Linked DNA regions of Homo sapiens: region 2 is linked to region 1. Evidence: read pairs that join two places in POLR2A ChIA-PET (ENCODE). Cell type or tissue: K562. All regions are shown on one strand. Each heading gives the region's core, and the rest is flanking DNA. Links, peaks and the distances in the headings are about the cores only.

The links. ChIA-PET counts read pairs that join two places held together with the same protein. Peaks named below come from ENCODE experiments on the same cell type or tissue, not always from the same donor. Only the 100,000 strongest peaks of a DNase experiment are listed, where the experiment ranks them.
Region 2: POLR2A ChIA-PET joins it to region 1 with 5 read pairs; 2 of 35 experiments call an interaction of 5 or more read pairs at or near these places.

The regions. Positions count from the first base shown.
Region 1 is chr14:100,768,940-100,774,304 of GRCh38, reverse strand. No RefSeq gene overlaps it. Among named protein-coding and RNA genes, the nearest start is that of MIR2392, 43 kb to the left of the region's middle. RefSeq lists an enhancer at 2,819-3,113. In K562, for the core only: a CTCF peak has its summit at 3,749 (motif pointing left); DNase peaks (open chromatin) are centred at 2,944 and 3,594; H3K4me3 peaks cover 643 bases.
Region 2 is chr14:100,578,093-100,583,457 of GRCh38, reverse strand. The region is part of intron 1 of BEGAIN (brain enriched guanylate kinase associated); the gene reads left to right. Among named protein-coding and RNA genes, the nearest start is that of BEGAIN, 6.6 kb to the left of the region's middle. In K562, for the core only: no CTCF peak of the experiment used is centred there; no DNase peak of the experiment used is centred there; H3K27me3 peaks cover 1,456 bases.

The DNA of each region.
Region 1 (5,365 bases), core at 135-5,134:
CACAGGCACGGGGGAGAGCTCCCTGCCTCCCCCAGAGGCTGAGCCTTCCTTCCAACAGCTCCTGGGGCAGTGGGACACCGAGGCCAAGGCTGCCACAGCTCCCGGCCTTGGCGCTGGGTCTTGTAGGGTATGACCAAGTTCACAGCAGAGAACATTTGAAGCAGAAAAGCAGAAGGCAGAGAAACAAAGTGGGGACAGTGTGCAATTGTCTGGGGCACAGGAGAAGATGCTGAAGCCGGCAGGGAGAAGGAAGGTGGAGAAGTACCTAGGGCAGGACCCCATACCCAGCCAAGGGCCCAGACTGTCTCAGGTGGGCGAAGGGCTGCCTGGTTTTATTTTCACCTTGCAGGTGGAGCTCTGGGTCTGGGTCCTCCCTGTCTGCCCTACAGGTGGATCTGTCCATTTTTCCTGGGCCAGGCCCCCCAAACTGCACCTTCCAGCACACTACCCCTCTCAGAGAAACACCTGCTCCTTGGGCAGCGCCTGCCAGCACCCTCAGGCCAAAGGAGAAAGATCAGGCCAGCTAGGGGCTGGGAGAGGCTCTGCGTGGTGTGGAGAGGATGCCAGCCCATGCGAGGAGGCACCAGAGGTCCCCAGTCACCTGCACCCTGCCCCTGCCCACCCTGGGAGGACCCTCCCTGTGGATGAGCTGCGCATGAAGGACCTGGGGCCTGAGGGGTCCTCATGGGCCCCAGGGGAAGCAGGTGGCCAGGAGAGATGCAAAGGTTTCCCAGACAGCACTTGGGACGACTCAGCAGCAGCCGCCTCCAAAAGTGGGGAGCAGGGCCAGAGAGCCGAGGGCAGTGCTGGGTCCCAGCCCAGCCGAGGCGGTCCCAGCGAGCTTCAGTGCGTACATGCTGCCATCGTGTGGAGCCCAGCCCTGGCGGCCCTCCAGCTGTGGGACACCCCCGGCCCCCCATGCTGGGAACCCTGCCTGGCCAGGGCATCTCTGCCCCCCTGCCCCAACCACAGGCCTAAGTGGGCCCAGATGGTGTTGGCAGAATGGGCTGGCTGGGCTGCTGCCTCCAGGGGCCCCAGAGTTGGGGCTCAGCTTGCCAGGGATGGGAGGGTGGGTGGTTTGAACAGGCAAACCTAATCCCAGGGCCTTTCAAAGAGGACTGACAGTGTGGGAAGCGGGCAGCCAGGCCCGGAGCCCAGACACAACCCAAGCCTCTGCTCTGTCTCTTCAGGCCCCATGGACCTAGAAGGATGCTCTCCCTGGCGGACTCTGTCAGCCAGCGTCTCACCTTCTCCTCTCCCCTTCTCCTCCCTGGGGTGTCTTGTGTCACAGGGAGAGCAGAACCCTGCCTTAGCCCCAGACCTGCCACCCTGTCTGCACAGCCGCTTCTCCTTGGCCTCTTCCCATCCCTCACCCCCTGACCAGGGCTGCCCCTCCCCTCTCACACCAGCCACAGCCCCTCTCTCAGCATCCACAGCCTCATCCAAAAGGACAGTAGTTGGATTGCTCAGGGGCCTGTGGGAAGCAGAGGCACACTCCAAGAGTCGAATACTAAAGGGACAGTTTAGGAAGGCATGGGTAGGGGAAGCCTTGGGCGGTTACAGGGCGTGGGTTCTGTGGGAAGGGCCAGCAAAGGGAACAGTTCTGGGCTGAGAGGGCCACAGGTATGTGGAGAGCCCCCCACCCCCTGCCACACACAGAAGCAGTGGCCTTCTGTGGAGGGACGGCCGCAGGGAGGGAATACGTGGGTCAGCCTCCCAACACACCTGCTCTCCCTCCCAGGGACACAGAGCTCCTCAAAGTGGGGTCTGAGCTGCTTTAGCACCTGGTGCCGGCGGCGTGTAAATCCATGGGACCGTCTGGGAACACACCTTGAGGCTCAGTGAACATTTCTCCCAGAGTGAGACTTTCTCCTAGAAGGGAGCAGCGTGTTGGTTTCTGCCCCAAGAGAAGCTCTTCATTTCGGAGAGGCACTGTGAAGAGCGCTGATCAAAGAAGAAAAGAGAAGATCGAAGCACAATCACAGATAAATAAGAGAATGACCCCTCTGTGCTTGGCCCTGCACCACCCACTCTGCGCCCTGGAGGCTGGCCCGGGCACGAGGTCCTCTGGGCTCCTGGCATCTGTTCATTGGCTTTGGCCAAGAGAGGCTCCAAGTGAAGAGTGGGAGAACAGGGAGGCTGGGATTTCTTCCCTGCTCCCTTTCCTTGGGTGCCCTGGTCCTGCCAGTGGCTGGGTCCCTTCTGTCCTCACTGTGGCCCCAGCTCTCTCTGGACTCTAGGATACCCCTGCCCCTTCAGGCCTTGGGGTGTGTGTGTGTGTGTGTGTGTGTGTGCATTACAGCTTCCTGCTGTTGTTCATCTCCAGGCGTTACAACACCCTTGCAGGTTATCTTTCTTATCTTTATTTTTTAAGAGACAGGGTCCCTATGTTGCCCAGGCTGGACTCAAACTCCTGGGCTCAAGCAATCCTCCCACCTCAGCCTCCCAAGTAACTAGGACTACAGTTGCACACCACCTCACCTGGCTGTTGTGGGTCATCTTATCACCCACCCTCCCTGCGACACACACCTCACCAATCATTCTACAGTCAAGTCCCTAACACTTGCTGTTTTCCATGAGGATTCTGGTCATCTTCAAACACGCATACCAACACACACACACACACACACACACACACATCTATCCATCACCACAACATTTTCCTTCTACGTCCCAAATGTTGGGTCTACCAATATTAAGAATCTGCACCCCAAAATATGCCACTCTGGCATGTTGATTATTTTGAGTTAAAGGGACCTGAAAAGCAAGAGGTGCTAGAAGATCCCTCTGATCTTCATTTTCTTTCTCAAAAGCAGGAGACGAAATTCCCATGTGAAAGATGTCCTCCCCATACTGAAAGGAAACTGCCACTCTTATCTCCAAGGACAGGAAGCTGGGGCCAACGGAACTCTGTGCAAACAAACCTCGTTAAACTAATCCTCATCGTCCCAGCCACTTCTCCACCCAGCCAGCCCCCAGCCTGGGCCCCTGGGCCTTGGCCCATTTTCAAGCGTCCTGCTCTTTGTCTCAGGCAGTGCCTACGTGTTCAAACTGTAACTGCGCCTCCGGGCCTTAGGAAGGCTCCCATGCCTGTGAGTCGTGTGGTCTGTCAATTGTGTGCGTTTCTCCTGCTGATCTGTCTTGTATCACTTTAATTCTCACCCAAAAACCCTTGAAGGGGTGGAGGGGAATTTTTGCACCCTCCACCCCAATACTGCCTTCAAACGCGGCAACTCCACAGGGCTGGGCCTGGCCACTCTCAAGTCTAGCGGCTCCTCACTGCCTCCCACCAAACCTCACCCACCCTGGCTGAGCAGCCGCTTCCTGCCACAGCCCAGGCCATGGGGCTCCCTCTTCTCACAGTCCAGCTCCTACCAGCTCTCAGTGCACCTATAAGAACCATCCATCAGAGCTTGTCGCTCCTCTGCTTAAAACCCCAGGAATCAAATCTCAGGTCTGGACAGAGGCTGCCAAGACCCTGTGAGACCTGGCCCCAGGGACTCATCCTAATCTTGCTTTCCTTGCCTGTGCTTCTCAGTGGGCCCCAGGGCTGCCATGGTGACCTTGCTGGGCCATTGCCCAGTCCCCAGACCACTCCTCCCACCTTCCATGTCTGAGAACATAGGCCCTCTTTAGAGGTGCCTGTCCCAACCCCACATCCACTCTGAAGCCCCCTGTTCCTTTCTGTGGGAACTTCTAGAAGGTTCTTTCCTTCTTCTTGCTCTCAGCCACCTCCAGAGCCCCCGTCTGCCCTCTCGTGGTTTTCCCATGGACCTGTGAAGCAAATATACCCCTTGGGGAGCTAAGAGGGTCTCTGAGGAACCTGGACCCCAATGTGAGGGTCCAGCCAGTGAAGGTCCTGGACCCCCACTCTGAAGCTACCTGGGATTAGCATATCCAAAGGTACCAAGGAGAATGGAAATTTCCTCCCCTCTGGAAAATTGGGTGGACTTCCAGAGAAAGTTCTCGGTGAGCTTTTAAAGTGGCTGATTGAGAATTCTATGAAATGTCTGCAGTGTCTCCTGGCAAGCCCAGTCGTGGGTGATTAAAATACGACAACCTCATAACCACCCCCAGAAGCCTTTGCACACCCGCCCTTACAGGGAGGCTTAAGGAAATTAAAGGGCTGAAATGATTGCTTTTTCCCCAGCAAGAAAGATTGGGCCACTTAATGAAGAACTACCCTTAATCTTGGACAAACTAGGTCTAATTTCTTCAAATTATTCCACATTTCACCAATTTCATTTTTCCCTTTTACTCAAGGGTGTCTGGGCAGGCACGCCCTGCACCCTGCAAAAAGCCTGGATGTGAGACTGTCTCATTTTCTTCTACCACACACGGAACATCTCAGCACTGATTATTTTCAACAGGGAGGAAAGTGGGCCTGGGGAGTGGGTCTGGAGAGTGCTCAGGAGGCCTGTCCTCGCGCTGGAGCTCACAACCAGAGCTTCATTAGCACCGATTGATCGCCAGCTGCCTGTCAACAGGAAGGAGGACGTGGCACCTCGCATGCCGGGCACAGTCCAGGCTGACGGGCGGAAAGCATTTGCAAGTCCCCGAAGGGGATGCACGTAAGCAGCTCGTTTGGAAATCTCAGTTACATCTTGCCTCTGTTCTCTAAATGCTTGAAAGAAAGGAAGACAAGCAGTGGCTGAGCATCCACCGAGGGGCCCAGCACGGAAGCCGGGGCGTCACCGTGATCCTGTCACTGCTGCTCCATTTGACCGTTAGGAGAACTGAGGGCCAGAGGGCTGATGCCCAGGAAGTGGCGGGGCTCCAAAGACTGTGTCCTGTTGTGCCACGTGTCTGCCCCAGAGGGACATCCGTCTTCAACTCGATTGTGTGTGCTTTGTGTCTCTACCGTCTGGCGCCCCGTAGGTGCTGGGTAAATGTTGGCCGAGTGAACTCTTCGGGGAAGGAGTGGGGGAAGAACGTTCAAGCTGGAAGAGTCTGCAGTGGCCATGGATGGCTTTGCATACTCAACCTTTGCCCCCTTGGTTCAGCAGGCAGCGCTTCCATCCCAACCCTCCCCCCGATGAGTCCTTGGGGTTTGAGTGGCAGAACCCTATCCCCAGCTGGCCAGAGCACGCCCTGCCCCTGTGCCCACCATGGGAGAGGGTCAGAACCCAAGCCAAGCCAACCACTGTTGATGCTAGGACTTGTGTTGTTATCCCTGGGACACAGATGCGAGTGTCTGTCATCAAACCTTGAGGCTAGAAGGACCTGAGGCCAGAGCTGCTGGGACAGGGAGTGGAGAGGCTCTGCCTGGGAATGAAGCCAGGAAGAGCAAACAAGATGGGAGAGAAAAACTGGTGTGGCCATTCCTGTGCTCCTCTGCACAGGAGTCGGTCAGTCGTCTTTCTTT
Region 2 (5,365 bases), core at 73-5,072, 190 kb after region 1:
ATTGGTAGATGAATGGATGGAAGGATCTTTGGATGGATGGATGAAGGAATGGATACATAAATGGATACAGGTAGTGCCTGGATGTTGGGATGGGTGGATGAATACTTGAATACATGTCCATGAATGATGGACAGAGGAATGAATGGACACTGGAAGAGTGAGTGCATGGATAGGTGATGAGTGTATATTGACGGATGTGTGGATAGAGGCCTGAGAAGGCAGCTCAGTGCACAAATGGATACAAAGCAATGGATGCATGGATACGAGACACAAGTAACAGAGGAATGGACAGACATGGAGGGATGGGCAGGCGGACAGATGGAGACGGGAGTGAGAGGACCAGTGAACAGATGAGTGCCCATCAGCGGGTGAGGGACACAGAGACAGAAGGATGTGTTGGTGCGTGGATGGCACCTGTAAATGGGTGAGCGGTCACAGGGGTGGATGGTGAAGGACGGTTGGTTGAATGGGTGAAGCTTCAGGTCACTCATGCCTTGATTTCCCAGATGCCAGTGTTTTGCTCACAGACCCCCATGTCCCTCTGCTTCAGAGACATATACTACGCAGGCGCAGGGTCAGGAGGGGGCTGATCAGACAGGGAGACTTAACCCCACCTTGACTTTGGTGGGAGAAAAGCCAACCCAAACTAACAGCTATTTGGCCTTTCCAGGCCCGCTTTGCCCTGGAAGACCCACTCAGGAAATAAGGAAGAAGCAGTGAGACCTCTTCGAAAGGTCAGCGGCCAGCCGGGGTTCCTACAGGGGCGTCCTTGCCCAGGGATCTCCCTGGAAGACCTGGACAGCTGTGTACATGTCCTATCTGAGGAAGAGAACTGGGGCACCTGTGTTGGGTGCTGGGGACTGGGAGACATCAAGACCATGGCTGCCCTTGGAGATTCTGAGGCCAGCGTGGAAAATCCAGGGACAGCGGGGCAGGTGATTAGGAGCACAAGTGTGCGGATTCCCAGAGCCTCAGTGTCCTCAACTGCAAAAGGGGAATAATAATAGACACTTCTGACTGGGCGCGGTGGCTCACGCCTGTAATCCCAGCACTTTGGGAGGCCGAGGTGGGCCGATCACGAGGTCAGGAGATCAAGACCATCCCGGCCAACATGGAGAAACCCCATCTCTACTAAAAATACAAAAATTAGCTGGGCATGGTGGTGCGTGCCTGTAATCCCAGCTACTTGGGAGGCTGAGGCAGGAGAATCGCTTAAACCGGGGAGTCAGAGGTTGCAGTGAGCCGAGATCGCGCCACTGCACTCTAGCCTGGCAGCAGAGCGAGACCTGTCTCAAAAACAAAAGAGAAAAAAGAAAGAAAGGAAAAAAAATAAACTTCTGTGCTGGGACGAGGGGAAGGTTGGTGAAGGTGACCACACCTCTGCTGGCCTATGCTGCGGCCCCTGGCGCATGCCCGCACCATGGGGGTTTACCCGAGACCCCTCAGAGCCCAGTTTCCTCCTCCGTGAAGCGGGGTAGCTGCTCCTAGCTTTCAGGCCTGCTGTAAGAATGAAGCGAGGTGACGTTTGGCACTGTCAGCAGAAGCCCGGCATGCCTGCCCACTCGGCAGGGTCCTCCCAACATCCTGTGGCCTGGTCTTCCTGCTCCAATCCCAGCAGACAGTGGGCAGCCTCATGCCCCTTCTGTCCGAGCTGGCAGGGGCCAGCTTTCCAACCACAGGGGCAGTGTGTGCCAGGCAGCAGGAGAGGGGCTTGGGCATCTGGAGAGGAAACGGGTGTGAGTGCCTGACCTTTGGGGTTCTGTCCTGGGCCTGACATGCCCAAGCCATGTGACCTCCGACGGGTCACTGCACCTTTCTGAGACCCTGCTTCTTTTAGCAGAAAATAGAGCCTTTGGCTGTCCTGATGCACAGAGGCGGGTGGGGATTTGGGGTGATGACGCATGCACAGCACGGAGCTTGGCACGCAGGATGGGCTTGGGAAGCAGGACTGAATCAGATGAGTCAAGAGGCAGGGGCTGCGGTGCCAGGAGCCGGAAGCCCCTCCAGGAGAGGTTGTCCAGGCTGCTGGTAGGTGAGCAGGTCCAGGCCGTGAGCCCACGGTAGCCGGCAGCATCCTTAGAGCCTCAGGCCCAGGCGCCTGAGAGCCAGCAGGTTGTTATGACAACGGAAACTTGCCTGATGCAGCCTGAAACTCTGGAAGCAGCTCAGAGGACTGGTTGGCCAGAGCCCCCAGAACACTCCTGCAACCATGCGTGCTAGTGAAACGGCCACATCAGAGCCCCAGTGCTAATGAGTCCTGAAGTCCCTTGCTCATGCCACTTCCCAGCACTGCCATGGGCTGAGTACTGCCCCATGCCCACCTGACAGATGAGGAGGGGATGTGGCTTGCCCGCAGGCCTGTTGGAGTGTTGGAGAAGGGATTTGAACTTGGATCTGCCAGCCTCCAAGTCTCTTTCCCACTGGTAATAGGGCAGGGGCTGAACGGCTGCTGCTGGGGAAGGGCTGTCCGGGTGTAGAGGGGCGACTGTCGGGGACCATAGGGTGGGAGGAGGACACTGTGGCCTCCCGAGAGCCTGAGATCCCTCCCCTATATTCTCATCCTGTTTCCAGTCACAGTAGGCCCACACCAGGCTGGGGATGTTTGTGAACTGACAGCCTGAACCTGCTATGCCATTCATTCAGTCAGTCATTCAAGAACTACGCATTGAGCACCTGCTATGTGCCAGGCCCTATGCAAAGAGCTGGGATACAGTGGAAGTTACATTCTACGGGGGGACACACACACAGATAATAAATAATTGCAAACATTAGTTACAGCTGGGGGCCAGGGCTATAAGGGGCTGCCGCAGGGGTACTTGATCTAATCTGAGGGACAGAGGGGGACAGGCTGTGAAACTGGGACCCTGAAGGTCAGCTGGGAATTAGATGATGGGAAGGAGGGGAAGGGAGAGAGTGAGAGTGTTTCTGGCAGAGGGAAAGCAAGTGCAAAGGCCCTGAGGTCAGATAGAGCTTAGCACATTCAGGACCTGAGAGACGTTCCTTGGCAGCGGGGAGCACGGGGCGGGAGGGTAGCAGAGAGAGAGAGAAGACACCAGCAATTGTCAGGGCCTTGCAGTGTATATGAAGGTGTGACGTTGTCTAGTCACCTGGCCTGTGATTTTATTTATTTTTTCTTTATTTATGTGTTTATTTTTTAGATAGAGTCTTGCCCTGTCACCCAGGCTGGAGTGCAGTGGTGTGATCTCAGCTCACTGCAACCTCTGCCTCCCGGGTTCAAGTGATTCTTCTGCTTCAGCCTCCCAAGGCTGGGACTACAGGCAGGCGCCACCACACCCAGCTAATTTTTGTATTTTTAGTAGAGATGGGGTTTCACCATGTTGGTTAGGCTAGTCTCGAACTCCTGACCTCAGGTGATCCGCCTGCCTCGGCCTCCCAAAGTGCTGGGATTCCAGGCGTGAGCCACCGCACCCGGCCTGGTCTGTGATTTTAAAAGGTCACACTCGCCGTGTTTGTGGGATAGGCCGGGCTGGATCCGCATCGACTCAGGAGGCACAGGAAGGGATGATCGCAGATGTCCAAGTGAGACATGGTAGTGTCTGGTACCAGCAAAGTGATGGTGAGGATGCAGGGAGGTGGCCAGGCCTGAGAAAGGCTGAATCTCCAGGGCCTGGCAGCCAGGGGCGGGGACAGGGAAGAGGGAAGGAAAGAGTTGAAGCGGCCCCTGTTCCTGTCTTGGGTGGCTGAGGCCATGGTGAGGCCACGCACTGAGTTTTGCAGACTCAGTCAGGGGCGCTTTGGGCATTCAGAGAGGTGTCCGGCAGAGCTCAGAAAAGCAGGGGTCCTCAGCACCTGATGGAGGCATCCAGACAGAGCCCAGATGTACAGCTATGAGCATGCCACACAGGGCCTCAGCCTCGCTCCAAGCAGCACCAGAGGCCAGGCCAGCGATGGTGGTAATGCCCACCAGGCCAAGGGCCTGGGCTGCCACCCCTGGAAAGCCTTCCTTCAGTCTAGCAGCCTAAAGCCGCATCCTAGGAAGGATCTCTGTGTGGGGTGCAGTGGGCAGGCGTGTCTCCCTTCACACAAATGATGGAGGGTCCAGGTCTGGCTCTAACCCTTCTCTAAGTTTATCTCCCTGGCCCCACTCCCACCTAACTACACCCGAGGCCTCCATGTGCCAAAGGCTCTTGCTCATAGCGTTAACAACTGCTTTTTCTCACCCTAACCCTGTATATCATTGGAGAATTGCACATAGCTGCTACCAACAGAGATGAAATAACCATAGCTTAAAGACAAGAGGTTATTTTTCTTTCAAGTTAAAGAAGTACCAGAAGCAGGCCAGGCACAGTGGCTCACGCCTATAATCCCAGCACTTTGGGAGGCCAAGGCAGGCGGATCACCTGAGGTCAGGAGTTCGAGACTAGCCTGACCAACATGGTGAAACTCTGTGTCTACAAAAAATACAAAAATTAGCCAGGCATGGTAGCAGGCGCCTGTAGTCTCAACTACTTTGGAAGCTGAGGCAGGAGAATTGCTTGAATCTGGGAGCGGAAGTTGCAGTGAGCCGAGATCATGCCATTGTAATCCAGCCTGGGCAACAAGAGCGAAACTCCATCTCAGAAAAAAAAAAAAAAAAAAAAGTACCAGAGGCAGATGATGCAAGGCTGGTGTGATGATGATTCAGTGGTCATGAGATATCCGGATTCCTTTTGTCTTTCTGCTCCTCCATCTTTTATATATGGCTGCTGCCACAAGTTTGTCTCATGGTGCAAAATGGCTGCCACAGCTCCAGCCATCACTTCCATGTTCTAGAGAAGAAGCAGGAGGTTGGTGAATGGGAAAAAGACACAGGCTGGCTGTCTGATCTTTTCTGCAGAGTTCTGCCAGCAGTCACACCCAACTTCTGTTTATAGTTCATTGGCTACCTCCTGGCCTGGCTTATAGGAGCCTGGGAAAGGTGGTCTTTTAGCCGACTACCCTGTATCTCAAAAGAAAATGAAGGCTCTGTAATAAGGATGCATGGGAGGACTGTGGGCTGCCCGCAGCCTCTGCCACCCCCTTCCATTTGCTGGTTTGCTGCAGTTCCAGTTTGCCCTGCTTCAGGCCCAGCACTCAAGCCATCATGGTGGCCACCGTGGCCATCTGTCCACTGCCTGTCCTCTGTGCCCCTGCACCCTGCACCGCACCTGGCAGAGGAGATGTGAGAGTAGGAGAGGGGGAGGCCCAGCCTAGGGCCCTGTGCACCATGGGAGCTCACTCAGGGAGGGCTCCTCCCCAGGCAGAGCCCAGGACACGACCTTCCCCTCTCTAGCACTTTCTAAGCCCTGAAGCTCAGCTCTCATTTAGTGAGAATCGATTTGGGGGTGGGAGGCCAAGAGGCCCTGCCACTGGATCAATGGGCAGG